Linked DNA regions of Homo sapiens: region 2 is linked to region 1. The links are chromatin loops, found by intact Hi-C in ENCODE. Cell type or tissue: dorsolateral prefrontal cortex. All regions are shown on one strand.

Region 1 (8,000 bases):
GACTGAAGGCTCCCGGCTGTCTATGGTCTCCCGCTTCTTCCTGATTTGCCTCTTGGACTCCAGCCTGCCTTTCCTCACCACATGCCTCTCAGTGATCAACTTGGTGCGGGCCTTGGAAACTGTGCTGCAGAACGTGGAGGGTCTCTGTCAATCTGGTTCCACTTCTGCTCTGCCTCAGGATGCCTTCTCCCGCTTTCCTGGGCTCAAGGTCCTGGGGCTGAATCTGCATCTCACCCAGCTCCTGCCAGGAGCTCTCTGGGGGTTGGGGCAGCTGCATTATGTCTTTCATAGCTCCCACCGTGGGAGCATTAATCTTCCTACCGCTGATGCCTTTGGTGACCTGAGATCCCTCCAGGACCTTGCTTTCTTGGGTTCCTGCCTGGATGGGAGCTTGGGTGTCCGGTTGCCTCCCAGTCTGTGATGGCTGTCGATCAGGTGTAATTTCCTTCAGAATGTGGGGGTGCTGGCTGATATCTTCCCAGATCTGGTGCATGGCCCCTCCTCTGGGGATGCCTGGGCCTTGGACATGTTGGACCTGTCATTCAATAGTAGGCTGAAGCTGGCCAGTCCTGGAGCCTTCCAGGTCCTCAAGCTGGGGACTCTGAATCTGGACCACACAAAGATGAAGGCAGATGCACTGGTGGGACGGGGGCTGCAGAGATTGGATGCCCTGTGACACTCACTGACATGGCTGAGCTGCCTGCCAGGATGGTTGCCCATTTTGAGCTTCAGGAGCTGAATTTGGGGATTAATCGGACAAGGCACATAGCCCTGGAAGGCCTGGCTTCCTGTCACAGCCTGAAGAGCTCGGGTCTTCGGAGCAATGGCCTGATTGAGTTACCACGAGGTTTCCTGGCTGCCATGCCCAGGCTTCAGAGACTGAACCTGGCCAACAACCAACTGAGGAGCGCCATGTTGTGTATGAATGAGACAGGGTTTGTGTCAGGATTGTGGGCCCTGGATCTGTCCAAGAATAGGCTGTGTACCCTGTCCCCAGTCATCTTCTCCTGTTTGCCCCACCTGCGGGAGCTGCTACTTCAAGGGAACCAACTGGTTTGCTTGAAAGACCAGGTATTCCAGGGCCTACAGAGGCTACAGACCTTGAACTTGGGCAATAATCCACTGGTAACCCTGGGTGAGGGCTGGCTGGCTCCTCTGCCTACACTGACCACCCAAAACCTGGTAGGTACTCACATGGTGCTGAGCCCAACCTGGGGCTTCCGGGGCCCAGAAAGTCTGCACAGCTTGAGAATACAGTTTCCCTTTGGCCCTGCGGGAGTAGCATTTTCCCTGCTCACAAGACTGACTAGCTTGGAGCTCCACGCAGTTTCAGGCATGAAGCATTGGAGGTTGTCTCCTAATGTCTTTCCAGTCTTGCAGATCCTGACTTTAAAGGGCTGGGGACTGCAGCTAGAGACCCAGAATATCTCCAAGATCTTCCCTGCCCTTCATCAACTCTCCCTGCTTGGCAGTAGGTTGGAGCCCCTCTGTTCCCAGGACACCTCCAGCTTCTTCCTCTGGCAGCTCCCGAAGCTCAAGTCCTTGAAGGATGGGGAAACAGGCATAGCCCTAGGCCCTACTGCATCACGGGACTGCCCAGTCTACAGGAGCTGAAGCTGCAGGCACTGCAGTCTCAAGCATGCCCCTGCCCAGTGCGGCTTGAGGAGCTGGTGGGTGAGTTGCCCAGGCTTGATATGCTGCAGCTGTCCCAAACAGGGTTGGAGACACTGTCTGCTGCTGCTTTTGGGGGCCTCGGCAGTCTCCAGGTCTTAGTACTAGACAGGGAGAAAGACTTCATGCTGGATGACAGCCTCCAGGAGCACAGTCCTCGGATGCCCCAGTACATCTATATTCTGACCTCATCCTTGGCCTGCCAGTGTGCCAATGCCTGCGTGGGGCCCTGGCTTTAGCAGTCCCCCAGAACATACATGCACATAGTATCACAGCAGCTGTGCCATTCAGAAGCTGGGGGCCACTCAAAGAATCTCTTTTTCCCTTTTCTCTGGAGCCACTGCCCCAAGACTTTGGGGTTGGAGCTCTTTTTTGCGCAGCTCTGCCCTGCTGCTTCTGCTGGTCTCCTTGCCCTTCCTAAAGGAAGCCAGGAATTCCTGGATCCTCTAACTCAAGGCCTTGCTCAGGGTTTGGTTCCAGAGTCTGAGGAGTCAGAAGGGTAAAGGCAAGAGGTTCCTCTATGACGTGTTTGTGTCCCACTGCAGGCAAGACCAGGGCTGGATGGTGCAGGAGCTGCTGCCTGCTCTAGAGGACTGCCCTCCAGCTGGCCGGGGGCTGCCACTCTGCCTCCATGAGTGGGATTTTGAGCCAGGCAAGGATGTGGCTGACAATGCAGCAGACAGCATGGTGGGCAGCTGGGTCACGCTCTGTGTGCTGAGTCACCAGGCCCTGCACACCCCCTGCTGATGCCTGGAGCTCCTCCTGGCCACCTCCTTTCTGCTGGCTGTCCCCCACCCCCCAAGGGCTACTGCTGGTCTTCCTGGAGCCCATCTTACGCCACTAGCTCCCTTGCTGCCACAGATTGGCCTGGTTGCTCCGCTGAAGAGACTATTGCATGTGGCCCAAGGAAGAGGAAAGAAAGAATGACTTCTGGGCTTGGTTAGGGAGCAGGCTGGAGCACCCTGGGGTAGGGTAGAATGGGTGCGTGTGTGTTGGAAGGTGGGGGTAAGAAAAGCAAGCCAGCTTGGCAGGGAGATAGTGAGTATGTGTGGGCTATGAGACTGAACTCAGTTTTTAGTAGAAGGTGGGGCTACTGTGTGTGCAAGGGAGAATCAAATGGGAACACAGGCTTTGGGAAGGCTCTGGAGGCTGAATAAGAAAATCTGGGAGATGGCAGGTGGCCATGTGGTACGTAATGTAATCTCAAGATCTCCAAACCCTCAATAAATGTACTAAATCCATGAATGCTTGGCTTGATTGAATTTTTTTTTTTTGAGATGCAGTTTTGCTCTTGTTGTCCGGGCTGGAGTACAATGAGGCAGAAGGTGAAAGGGTTGGATTCACAGAAACTGTAGTCCAGAGGAAATAAGGTTGGAAATTCATGGAGAGAGAGGGCAAAGAGAGAAGCCTTTGGCCAGTCCTAAGCTGTGGAATGGGGTCCAGGTCAAGTTCAACCAGATCTTCAAGGGGCCAAGGGACCCCTTTTGCCATCTGGGTTATAGAGGGATTGGCAGCTAAGGATCAAAAAGCTGGGATGCTGCCCAGGAGACAGCAGACTGATTGCCTGTTCCCTCAATAAAAAACATGAAGGCCTGTTCCCATCTATCTCCAGTTAAGCCTCATAGCAACACTGGGAGGAGAAGCCTACCCCCTTGTCACTCTGTACTCTGACTATGCTAGACTACCTGTGGGTCCCAGGACATCATCACACCTTTTGTCTCTGGGCCATTGCATATGCTGTTCTTGCACTGAAAAATACCTTTTCCCTGGGGAACTCTTAAGTATTATTTAAGATGCAGTTCAGCCATCACTTTCTTCAGAAGCCTTTCCTGATCTCCCAGCCTAGATAACTGTTGCCCCTGGGCTCCCACAATTTCCTGCACCTCCCTTTCTCAAAGGACTGATCACAGGCCTGAAAGCCACAGAAATAGTGGTCTCCAAAGCTGAGTGCACAAGATTATCACACTATGGTTGCAAAGAAACTGTTATAACTTCTATTTCTATTTTTTAAAAATCTTACCTTATTCTGAAGCTAGACTGCCTGCTTTTTTAGCCACGTGCCGTTAGCATGTTATTTAACCTCTCTATACCATAGTTTCCTTTTCTGTAATATGGGATAGTGTTAGACTCTCCCTCAAAGGGTTTTGGATGTATTAAATGAGTTAATACATATAAAGCACTGAGAGAAGGACCTAATAATGCATTGCAAATGTTCAAGGAAAGTTAGCTATTACAGGCACATCATTTATAAGTAAATAAATACACATATGTTGGGAGTGTGTGCTCAACTCAAAAACTCAAAAAGGCTTCACTTATGGGAGCGCTCTATTGGGAAAGTTTAGAGATCAGGCCCTGGGGTCAGAGACCAGGTTTGCTTCATCTCTGCATCCTTAGAGCCTAGTGTCTGCCCAAATCAGAGAGAGTCCTGGTAGACAAATGCAGACAGAACGCTTGCAAACCAAATCCTGATGGGTGCTGAACCAGAGAGAACCTGGAACAGGTTCAGGCTCTGTTGCTTATTTCTACACGGCACTAAAGGGCAGTTGGCCTCTTGAGGACTTCGTTAGTTTTTTCTCTTCTGTAGAATGCCAGGCTTTAATTAGACAAAGGCTAAGGGAAACCATAGAATAATTCGAGGCTGTATTGAGGGCGAGGCGCGCCCTCTTGTGTCCTAATGATGTCCTCTCCTCTCTCTGCACACTCGCCTCCCTTCTTCCTCTTAGGGCAGATGATGCTGAAGTGGACACGTCCTTACCTGACCCTGCAAAGCTGCCTCTCCAGCTTCAGATCCTGACACTCTCTCAAATGTTTCCGGCTCCCTTGGCACCCCACACTGTTGCACTGTCCCTCCCCATCTCAAACCCTCCTACTTCCACATATGGTCTCTTCCTCATGCAGTGTAGGACCTTTGGAGTCACATGCCTAGGGGGTGACAAATCGCAGCCCTGGTTCTTATTGGCTCTGTGATCTTGAGTAGGTCACTTCGTTTCTCTAAGTCTCATTCCCTCTTTGTAAAGTGGAGCAAACAATACCAATCTCATAGGGCTACTGTGAGACTTCAACACCAAGGAGTATTTACGGGTTGTTATTATGTTTACTGAGTAAAATCACATGAGTTATTACTACAAATAAGTTGGAACATGTTTCACAGAGAAGGAATTTAAACTGGGTCGTTAAAGCTAAGAATTCTCCTATTTTAACACTAGCCAACATGCATTGAGCTCTTACCAGATGCTAGGTATTGTCAATTTTCCCTAAGCCGCATAACCATTGGTAATAATAATAATAGCTAATGATTATGTATATTATTGTATTTTCTATTTTTTAAAATAGAGACGAGGTCTCACTTCGCTGCCCAGGCTGGTCTCAAACTCCTGGACTAAAGCGATCCTTCCGTCTCAGCCTCCCAGAGGGCTGGGATTACAGGCATGAGCCTCCGTGCCTGGACTAGCTAATGATTATTAAACACTTTCTGTGTGTCAGACATGTGTCACGCTCTTTACATACCTTCTCCCATTTATTCCTCTCAACAACTGTCTCAGGAAGAGGCAAGTATTATCATTCCCATTTTACAGCTGGGAAAATGCAGGCATAAAGAAGCTAAGTAATTTGCCCAAGGTTTCACAACGCGGGTGGTATGACCTGCATCCTTCATTTGAAAGTAAGAACTTTCAGACACAAGCAGCTTGACTTCAGAGACTTTTACCTAAATAGTCTCATTTAACCTTCATAACACCCTGTGATGTAAGTTCTCTTACATTACTTGCATTTTATAGATGAAAATTCCAAAGACAAAATAGATGGCAGTAATTTGTTCAAGGCCACACAGCTGCGAAGTAGTTGAGTTGGGATTTGGATCCATGTCTGACTACAAAGCCCCCATTCTCAACACCACATTAGATTGTTCATGCCCCAAAGTATTCACAGTGGTACAGAGCACCCGCATTTATATGAGGATTATTTTGTAATAATGATTAACATTCTTCCAACACCTAGGAAGTGCCAAGCTCTGTACTAACTGATTTACATAATAATAGCTAACAATCGCTGTGCATTATTAGGAGCCAGGCCCTGAGCTAATCGTTTTAGGTGTATTATCTCATTGAAAGTTCACAAAACTCTGTGACATGGATGCCATTACTACCCTCATTTTATGGTTGAAGAGAACGAGGTTCAGAATTCTTCCAAAGTCACACAGCTTAGCTGTAAGCTGGAAATTAAAGCTACAACTGTCCAGTTCTCTCCTGCCTATCGGGCTGGTCACCTCTAGTCATTCTCTCTTCTTATTTCTTATTGTGTCTGCTTTGATCTTTCAGGGTCTGAGGCTCTCACTTCGACCCCTCAGTAGAACTGGGCCCCCTTCTGCTCGAGTGCCCTCCCATTGGGCGGTGCTGTTATCCGGAAGCCTATGGAAAAGGCCAGGATCGCAACAGGTCCCGCCCCCATGTGTCGCGCCCGTTCCGATTTGTTCCAGTGCCAGGGTCCGTTAGAAGATGACATATCTATTGGCTGAAGACGTCTGAAAGGCAGCAAACGGAGGGGGCCGCCCCCGGCGCTCGCGCGGTTCCTTCTGGGAATTGTGGTCTCAGACGTTCCATTCCCAGGGTGGCGCCGCTCGGACTCCGCGTCCCAGCATTCCCCGCACGAGCCCGGGAGCACTTCCGCCCTGTTGTGAAGTGGGTGTCTCGGTGGGTGAGTCCGGGTGGCGGGGCGGGGGCAGCTGAGACGCAGGCTCTGGGCTGGAGACTTAGGAGGTGGTGGTGACACAGGGGGCTGGGGAAGGTGAGAGGGGAGAAAGAAGCTTATATGTGGGGGTGGAGGGTGAGGGACGGTCAAAGGATGTAGAGGCCGGAGATGGGAAGGGTCATACAGGGGTCGGGGATGAGGAGGCGATAGAGGGCCCTGGGAATGAGGAGGGCCTTAGAAGGGTCTGAAGGTGAGGGGGTTGAGGGAGGTTTTGGAGGTGGGAGAGTCATAGAAAGGTCTGGAGACCACAGAGGAAAGGATAGAGGGTCTGGGGCCCTGGCAAGAAGTGAAGAGGGCCTGAGCTTGAAGCCCGACCTTAAAAATAGTGTTTCAATCTCTACCTTCCCATCTAGAACAAGCATATCTAATTTGTTACCTCCCTAATGATTGTTACCTCTGGAACCCAGTGGATGGGACTGGCTATTGTGTTCTGCCCCAAACCTGCACTTCTTTCCTTATGTCTTATGGAAGTCAGTGGCACGATCATCCCATTTACCTACCTACCTACCTACTTACCCACTGATTCCTCTTGCATTCTTCCACGTCCAAGGATCTTCCGATCTTTAATTTCTTTAATATCTTTTCAGTCGGCCTCTTTCTTGTAGGGTTTTCGCAGAAGCCTTTTCAGTTTCCCAGCATGAACACACACATTGCACCTAGTGTGATCTGTTTCACCTACAAATCTGATTATGCCTTCTGCTTGAAAACTTTCATTGGCACCCAGCACCTGTAAAGTCCAAACACCTTGTCCTTCATAAACTCCTTTTGCAGCCTAATCTTCATGCACCTCACACTCCAGGGCTGTCAAGGTTTTCCTCGTTTCCTGGGTAGGCCATTTGGTTTTCCATCATTATATATGCTGTTCTCTCAGCTTAGAATATTCTCTCCTTGCCCTTCACCTTCTTTGCCAAGAGAACTTCTTTAACTTAAAAAAATTTCAACTCTTACTTTGCTCAATTCCCTTAAGCAAATTAAGTCACCCCCAACCCTCAGCTCCCATAACTTCTCCTATTACCACATTTGATCATAATTATCTGTGAAGTGTGTGTCTCTTCCATTAGACTGTGAACATCTCCAGGACAGGAACAGTGTCTCAATCACCTCTGTTTCCCCATTGCCCAGTCTAGAGCAGTAAACACTTGATGTAAAGCAGTAAATACTTGATGTATGTATGTGTGAATGAAGACCATGCAGGGTAAGCTTTGCTATACCAGCCTTGAAGACTTCTATTGCCAGTGGATTTCCAGGGCAGGAGCTTTAGTCTTCCTCTGCCTGGCAAGGCTATCTGCTGGAAGCTGAAGCTGATTCATTGCCAATGGGAGTTTAAGCCAGGGGTGACAAATACATGGAATGTGTGCTGCCAGTGCCCCTTCCTGTGTCCCTGGCAGTCATGGCTAATTGGTTGGTTCTCAGCACATATTCACACTGTACTCAGAGCCCTCAGCACACTACTCTAGGCAGCCACTTCCAGTTGATTGAAGTTTCTGCTTTAAATGAAACCTATTTGCTCTCCCTGGCTTAAGCCCTTATGTGTGAGGTCAGGTCAGACTGCTTTAAGCCATAGCTTGGACTGTCAGCCAAAT
Region 2 (8,000 bases), 330 kb before region 1:
GATCCCTACACCCATCACAGGGTAGTATGGGGACTGGAGGCTAATAAGGAGCACAGGTTTGGGAGTCACACAGCCCTGGGTTCAAATGTGAGCTCTGCCACGTAAGCAGAAAGTCATCTTAACTCTCTGGACCTTGTGTTCTTATCAGTAAAAAGAGGATAAAAATGGTATCTCCTCTTATGCTTGTTGTGAGGATTAAATGAGAGGACAGCCCATAATAATTATTATGTTAATGATATTTCAAACCAGACCTGGTCTATAATTGGATTCAACTAATCATGAGGCGTACAGGGACTTTGAGAGAAAACAGAGCATTTGAAAACATGGATTCCAGTTGGGTTTTAGAGTTTCAGAGCTGGGAAGGTGGCTTAGAAACCACCTGGCTATATTTCCCCTTGTATAATTGGTAAGAAGACTGAGATCCCCAGAGGGGGGATCTTGCCCAACATCACACTTAACCACACTATTTGGCTAGTAAATTCCTTGGGCAGAGTATGGGCTTGGGCTGGGAAGCTGGGTATTTGCTTTGGGAACCAGAAAACTTTCAAGTGGCTCAGCACCCTCCTTGGCCCACCTCTGATACCTACCTGCCCCTGTCCCTTCCTCAGTCTCATCATTCTGAGGGAAAGCTGGCCACGGTACAAGGGCAAGAGGCACTGTCGCTTGCCCAACTTGAGTCCAGAGGGCTTCCCTTGCCTCACAGTCAGGACCACCCAGGCCCCCACCTCCATCCTCCCCACCTTGGGTCTTGGGTTGGCAGCAGAGCCGAGGAGCTGAGGGTCCAGGGAGGTGGCAGGGGAAAGGGGTGGGCTTCTACTTACTGCACCGGTAGGTGGCGCCGGAGAAGTTGCAGGGGGACTGCATAACCATCAGTGGGGTGCTGGGATTTCAGCTCAGGGGAGGTGGAGGAGGCAAGTGCTCAGGGACTTCTCAGGGCATTTTATTCCTGAAAGGGAGCCAGTAGGCAGAGGTTACACCCTGGAGCAAGAGCGTTCTGGGCATCTGCTGCGGCAGGTTCCCTACTCAGAATGGGGGTTAGGAAAAGTAGGCTTCTAAGGTGGCCCTGAGGTCACACAGCATACTAAACTGATGCTGTAGACTAACATGGAATAACAATCTTTTATTAAGTGGAAAAAAACAGGTTATGGAACAATAGGCAAAGTGGTTTGATTTACGTAGAATAGACTCACGTAGAAAAAAGGCTGGTCTAGGTGCAGTGGTTCATGCCTGTAATCCCAACACTTTAAGAAGCTGAGTGGAGAGGTTGCTTGAGACCAGGAGTTCAAGATGAGCCTAGGCAACATAGCGAGACCCTGTCTCTGCAAAATTTCTTTTTAAATTAGCACGCCCAATAATAGTCCTAGCTAGTTGGGAGGCTGAGGCACTGTGATCGTGCCACTGCATTCCAGTCTGGGTGACAGAGCGAGATCCTGTCTCAACAACAACAACAACAAAAAAAAAAAAAAAAAAAGAAAAGGAAAGAAAGACTGTAAACCTTATCCTCAAAATGCTAGCAGCAGTTATCTCTGGACAGTGGCTGATGGATGATTTTTTTCCTTTGTGTCTTGTGTATTTTCCAAATTTTCCATAATGAGCATGTTACAAGAAAATAAAACGACCCAGGAAAGCAACACATTTTAAATGAGAAAATCTTTTGACCAATAATTTCATTTGTAGGAGCCTGAGGAGCCCGAGGTCCAGGGAGGTGGCAGGGGAAAGGGTTGGGCTTCTACTTACACCACAGAACACATAGAAAGATGGACAGTATGTGAAAGATGATCATATTTGTGTAAAAGAAAATGACATTTGTTTATGTGTAAGCAAAAATGCCTGCAAGACTCGCACTGACTGTTAATAGCTGCTGACTTCTGGGACTGGGGAAGAAGGAGAATGAGAATTTCTACTGTGTTTATTTTCATTTTTTAAAATGAGCACAAGTTATGTTATAATTTGTTAAAAAAGCAAACAAATAACTTTCCTAGTCTCTGCCTCTTTTCCCTGGCTCTCCCTGCACAAAATCTAGGTGTCGGGGGAATGATCAGTGAGGGTCGCTCTGGGGGCTCAGCATCATCAGGGAGGGGTTATCTCTGGTCTGTAAGTTCCCTCCCATCTTGGAGATGGGGTAGTTTCAAAATTACAGCTTGACATTAGCTACTTTTCAGCCAGAAAACATTTTCTGACATTCTCTCTGCACCCAGCATGCAAAACCATAGGACAGGATCCCCATCTTGAGATGCTCATGCCTAGTGGCAGTGGGAGACCCAGAGTCCTTCTTGGAAAGCCCAGGGTCAGTGAATCTCCTGGACCTGGATGACTGACACAGCCTGCCTTGAGTGGGACATGAAGGATGAGTAAGATTTCAACAGTAAGGAAAAGGAGGGCATTAGGTAGGGGGAAGAGTACTCCAAAAGCAGATTCATTAAGGCCAAAAATATGCTTATCATTCTCCACGTGGGATCATAAAGGTCCACATGTCTGATTCTAACATTATATGCATAGGTTGTTTTCCTCCTGCAGAGGAAGCCCCTGCAAACAGAAAGGCTGTGGTGCGTGGCCATTAGCCTGTATTGGGCTGCTGGTGGGGAGGGCTGAGTGCTGAGGATGGGGGCAAGAGTGGGACAGATCAGCTGGAAAGACAGGAGCCACCAGCAGCTGCTGTAGAGCTGCCATATGGTGTCATGAGAAGTCCCCTATCTCTTTCTATCCTCCCCATAATCTTTCCTCTGCTGCTTGTCAGGGTTTCTAAGATCCCACCATCAGCTACTCTTCCGGGAGTGGTTCCTATTATAAATGTGCATAGGTTGTAGACAGGGAGACATCTTAAACAGTAAGCCAGTTAACCTGAGGAACACCGGAGGGTAAATTTTGATGGAGGAATGAAAGAAGTGGGGAAGGACTTTCCAGGAGTGTGGCAGAGGGGGGTCCCTAAGAGGAAAGAGGGGAGAGAGGGGTACCAATGGACAAACTCCAGGAAGCTGCCTCAGGCTAGAACCTTTGCCTGTCCCTCTTGTTCAGCCGATGAGGAACAGGGATGCTTACGGTGGCGATGAAGGAGCTGTCCAGGGTCATTGGTGAGTCAGAGACGGAGCTGGGGTTTACCCAGGTCTCGACTCACAGCCCCACCCTGGTGAGAGGCACAAACCTCCAGCCTGTCTGCTTTTTTTGGTGACCTTTCAGGTCCCATATCTGCTTCTCCCTTCTCCCAGTGGCAAGAACAGTGCTGCTGGGCCCCAGGACCTCGCTTCTGATTGGCAGATCTGGCAGCTTGGTCAGGGAGGGCCTTTGACCTGCGGTATGTGGTAAGCAGAGGAAGCAGGCACAGGGGCTCAGCCTGCAGGGAGTGAGGGGGCAAGAGCCTCTTTTCTGGGGAAAAAGACTTCAAAACATTCAAACCACCTGATATCCCAGGGCTTTCTCTAGTGCCATGAAATCAGGGAACCCCCTTGGGCCATCAGTCCCAATGCTTTCACTTACCTGGGACTCCCTGCAGCTCCAGCAGCTGCCTGGGCTGGGCTTTGTCCTTGCTGTGGCTGGTGCTAGCTCTGAACTCTGTTGCCAGCAAAGGAGGACCAGGTGTGGGCAGGTATGAAGTGGCTCTGCCCTGGAGGTCCAGGCCAGCTCTCTCTTCTCCTTGGAGAGGACAACAGAGGAAGGCACCCAGCTCCTGGTGCCTGGGGTTGTTGGAACCCTCCTCTCTCCCCTTCTCCTTCTGCTCAGGCTCCAGGTTCCCAGGGGGTAGGAGGAGACACCAGAATCCACAAGAGGGAGACTGAAGTTTGCATGAAAAGAGCCGATGGCTGGGAGTCAGGAGACTTGGATCTGGCCCTGACTGTGCCCTGCAGGCTGCTGTCTTTGCATCTGTGTCTCAGTTTTCTTCTATGTAAATGGCAGGGCTGAGATCAGGGGTCTCTCATCAGCCATGTTGGGGCCCGTGATGCTGACTGGCATGCACACCCCAGGGAGGACTTCCTGATTTGATCACCCTTTTGCCCCCTCCTTCTCCTCTCGGAGGAGCTGCAGCCCCCAACTCTGATAGGCCCTCTTGTACCCCCGCAGACCTTCTTAGATGTGGGACCCTTCTCCTCTGAGCACCTCCCTCCTAAGCTCTGGCCCTGTCCCTTCCAGCCTGGCCTGTGTTCCTTTTCTTTGCCTGGGCTGGGGCCCTCTCAGTTAGTCAATCTCCCTCCCCTATGTGCTGACTGGGAACCAGGACACTTGAGTACTCATCTCAGCTCCACCATATGCTGTGTGATGTGGAGCTAGAAACTAACCCTCTCTGGGCTTCAGGTTAGACTGGAGGATCACTCAGACCCTTCCAGCATTCAGATTCGATCACATCTAGTCTCACAGTTTTGGGAAGCTCACCAGGACCTGAAGCTTTGTGCCTCTGATGCCAGCTTCCTGAAAGCCCTTCCCCAGCCCTTATCATGACATCAGGGTAGGAAGTCCCTGGGTCTCTGGTCCACAGTGTCAACCCTTCCCCCTCTTCATCTAATTTCAAGGGAGGGGGGAGCATTTTGTAATAGAAATATGATAGAACTGTTGAAATTTTTAAAGCAGATAGAAAACTGTTCTGATAGGTTGATAGGTGCAGCAAACCACCATAGCACACATTTACCTATGTAACAAACCTGCACGTCCTGCACATGTATCCTGGAACTTAAAAAAAAATAGAAAACTGTACTATTTTGTATTTAGGTTTAAAAATATATTCTTTTCATCAAGATAGAAAATAAAACAAAGAAAAATGAACACATTTCAAAATAAAAGTACTTCCCCCCTCCCCTCTCCTACTTTTTTTTGGAGGCTGTGCCTCCCTTTTGTGGTTCAGGATTATAGGAAGATTGTGTAGAATCTTTGGTGTCCCAGAGTAAGGGGAAATAACCGTGTCCTGATGGGCAGTGATAATTCAACACCTTTGTTAGTACTCCACCTTCCTCTCCCACCTCCCACCTCCCTCCTAGCCCTCTGTATTTAAGCCTGTGATACCGGGCCTTTGCAACTGACCTTGTGGTGATGTGCTTTGGGGTGGTGAACAGAGCTGGGACCCAGGCAGGAGGGGAGGAGACAGAGTGCTGCCCAGGTGTGAGCAGTCAGCCTCTCGAGATGGCCTCCCTGGCAGGAGGGAAGGCCCCATCCCCAGAACCCTTGAGCTGAGTTCTGTGCTGCCAAGAGAATGTATCTCTGTTGTTTTCTGTCCCTGCTGCCACCCCAGAGAGAAGGAGCCAGAGCTAATGGCCTTATTAGGTGCTGAGCAGGGCAAGCCGTGGGACCTAACGTTAGACTTACAGAATCCTGGACCATCAGAGCTCAGGCCCTGGCAATTAATCAACTAGAATAGATACCTAACCCTTCCCCAATAGAGATGGGGAAACTGAGGACCAGGGAAGGAGAGAGACTTGCTCAGGGTCACATGGGGCCTTTCTAACTCCACCTCTGACCCTGGGAGAAGCTTGGCTCACAATTGAGACTTGACTTACAATTGCACAATTCCGCAGTGGCGTGGAGCCTGGTTTAACCTCCCACTTTAAATCCCAGGGAGATCACAGTCCTGGTGGCTGCTGCCTGTCACTGGAGCCATCATCAAAGTTGAGAAGCATTTCCAGAGAGGTCCAGTAAAGAGACATCTGGCTTTAGCTTTGGATGGACCGGGTTTGATTTCCAGCTCTGCCGAGTACTGGCTGTGGGTCCTCTGGGAAGTGACGTTTCCCTGCTCAAACACTGAGATAATGATACCAACCACAGGGGCGTGTCTCGATGGTTAGATAAGGTGTAAAAAGGACCAGTACTTTGCTTGCTGACTACAAATGGGGGCTCCAAATGGGGTTACTGCCATTCTATCATTTTTATCTGTCCTGGGTAAGGGCTTTGTTGATCCCTCCTTCCTTCCCAAGCCTGGCCTTTGTCCCCTCTCTTCACTTAATGTGTTAAATGTGGGGTTCATGATATCAGCCTGACAACCCCAGATTCTTTCCTTCAGGAATTCTCTGGACGTGTATCAAATATATCTCTTGGAGACACCCCCATTTCCAGGAGTCCCCAGTTGATAATGCAAATTTGGCCTCTATAGTTACTTCCACACACGTGGAAACTGTGAGTAAAGCCTGGGAAGTGGCCAGCATTTCTTGGAGCTGCTGCTGAGGCTGAGTGGGGAGAAGGTGGAATGCGCCATGGAGGGGGTGCTCCGACCCCAGAGGGAGAAGGCTGAGCAAAGACAGATCCACTGAGCCAAAATGAGAGGGCGTGGTTTTAGAGCAGTCACAGGGATCTGAGAGGATGGGGGAGGGCTTGGGATACTCTAGTCTCAGAATCACCCCAGTCACTTCCCTGTGAACTGGGCTGCTCTCCATCAGACAATCAGAGACCTCTCCACCCACCCCTGCCAACAGCCCCTCTCCCATCCTCGTTCTCATTCCTCTTCCTAGAAACCCAGGCGAGTCAATGACTGGGGTGGTTCCCTCTCCCCAGCTCCAGGCTGTAGATGAAGATCCACCTGTGGCCTGCAGCCTAACCTCCCTCATTCTGTGGGTGAGGAGGCCAAGAATGGCTTAGGGTGAAAATGACTTAACAGAAAGCCAACACCAGTCCTGGGCTCCCAGGGGTGCTGTACTCCCTTGCACACTGCAGAGAGCACCCAGTGGCCTGGGAGACACAGTAGCAAATGGAAGAAGCTACTTCCCTCATTTCTGTTTGCCAGCATAATTTCACAAGCCTCTGACTCTGTGACCATGTGCGGCTCTGTGGAGGGATACTTTGGAGACAAGACAGAATAGTGGGCATGGCCCCCATGTCTCTTGCCTGAGTCACTACGTTCCTTAAAAGATAAATAAACCTAGTCCTTGCCTTTTCCTGTACAGAAGATAGTGTCTGATGGCATTCATGATTATGCCTCTGTAATCTATAGCCCAGACACACTCTTACATGCAAACGTTGATATATGATTCCGCTTTAATGTTACTTCTTTTTTTTTTTTTTTTTTTTGAGACGGAGTTTCGCTCTTTGCCCAGGCTGGAGTGCAATGGCGCGATCTCCAGCTCACCGCAACCTCCGCCTCCCGGGTTCAAGAGATTCTCCTGCCTCAGCCTCCCGAGCAGCTGGGATTACAGGCATGTGCCACCACACCCGGCTAATTTTGTATTTTTTAGTAGAGACGGGGTTTCTCCACGTTGGTCAGGGCGGTTTTGAACTCCCAACCTCAGGTGATCCGCCTGCCTTGGCCTCCCAAAGTGTTGGGATTACAGGCATGAGCCACTGCGCCCGGTGGCTTTAATGTTACTTCTGAGCAAGTGTGATGTGATTTTGCGTGTACTAAACCTCCACCACCTGTATATAAGCAGTGGGCTAAAATACTGTCCTGGGCCCGACTGATAGAACCTCTCTAAAGGGCCGCTGCTGGGCTCTAGGCCTGTCTATAGTACTCAGTAAGACTTCTAAGTAAAGTGAACTTTAATTCTTTAAAAGCTTGATATTTCTTCTTTAGTCGACAGTCTTTTCCACTTAAGTGTGCACAGCCTGTGTGTCCACATGCAGAGCCTGTCCTAACTCCCAGCCAGGATGCTTCCTCATCAGTCAGAGGTGGGATGGACCTCAGGATGGTCCTGGTCTAGGTGGTTCCATACCCGTCACAGCCCATAAGGAGAAAGACAGACTTCTTGGGTCAGAGCCAGCCCAGAGGTTCAGGAAACCCATACAGCTCCAGGCACTGACTCTGGGAGGCAGCTGGGGGGATAGGGTAGGGCCTCCTTAAGTGCACTGCACTTTACAGCTTACCAATAAATTATGTGAAATTGGTATCCTCATCTTCCATGTGGGAAAACTGAGTCCCAGAGAGGGTGGTCATTTTTCTAAAGTCACACAGTGATGGAGCCTGGATTTGAGCTGAGGTCTGTGTGGTTCCCGAGACCAGGCTCTTGCCACTGCCCCATGAGCTGCCTGCTGCCTGCTCCCAAGACTACCACCACCTCTCCTCCAGGTAAAGACTGACAGCCTTCCCTGGCTGG

The links. Peaks named below come from ENCODE experiments on the same cell type or tissue, not always from the same donor. Only the 100,000 strongest peaks of a DNase experiment are listed, where the experiment ranks them.
Region 2: a loop joins it to region 1, with 2.7 times the contacts of the local background. A loop is called at or near these places in 14 of 110 quality-filtered maps.

What each region holds. Positions count from the first base shown.
Region 1 is chr1:33,466,329-33,474,328 of GRCh38, forward strand. ZSCAN20 (zinc finger and SCAN domain containing 20) reads left to right here and starts at 6,317. Exons shown (of 8, transcript NM_001377376.1): 1 at 6,317-6,363. It also overlaps the pseudogene TLR12P. RefSeq lists enhancers at 1,839-2,365, 2,366-2,890 and a silencer at 4,280-4,574. In dorsolateral prefrontal cortex, CTCF peaks have their summits at 4,355 (motif pointing left), 4,556, 6,143 and 6,345; DNase peaks (open chromatin) are centred at 1,869, 2,827, 4,333 and 6,203; H3K4me3 peaks cover 2,358 bases; H3K27ac peaks cover 4,910 bases.
Region 2 is chr1:33,137,175-33,145,174 of GRCh38, forward strand. It overlaps a transcript of AZIN2 not described here and a transcript of ZNF362 not described here. Among named protein-coding and RNA genes, the nearest start is that of TRIM62, 41 kb to the right of the region's middle. RefSeq lists enhancers at 2,752-3,351, 3,952-4,551. In dorsolateral prefrontal cortex, CTCF peaks have their summits at 819 (motif pointing right) and 3,797; a DNase peak (open chromatin) is centred at 839; H3K27ac peaks cover 433 bases.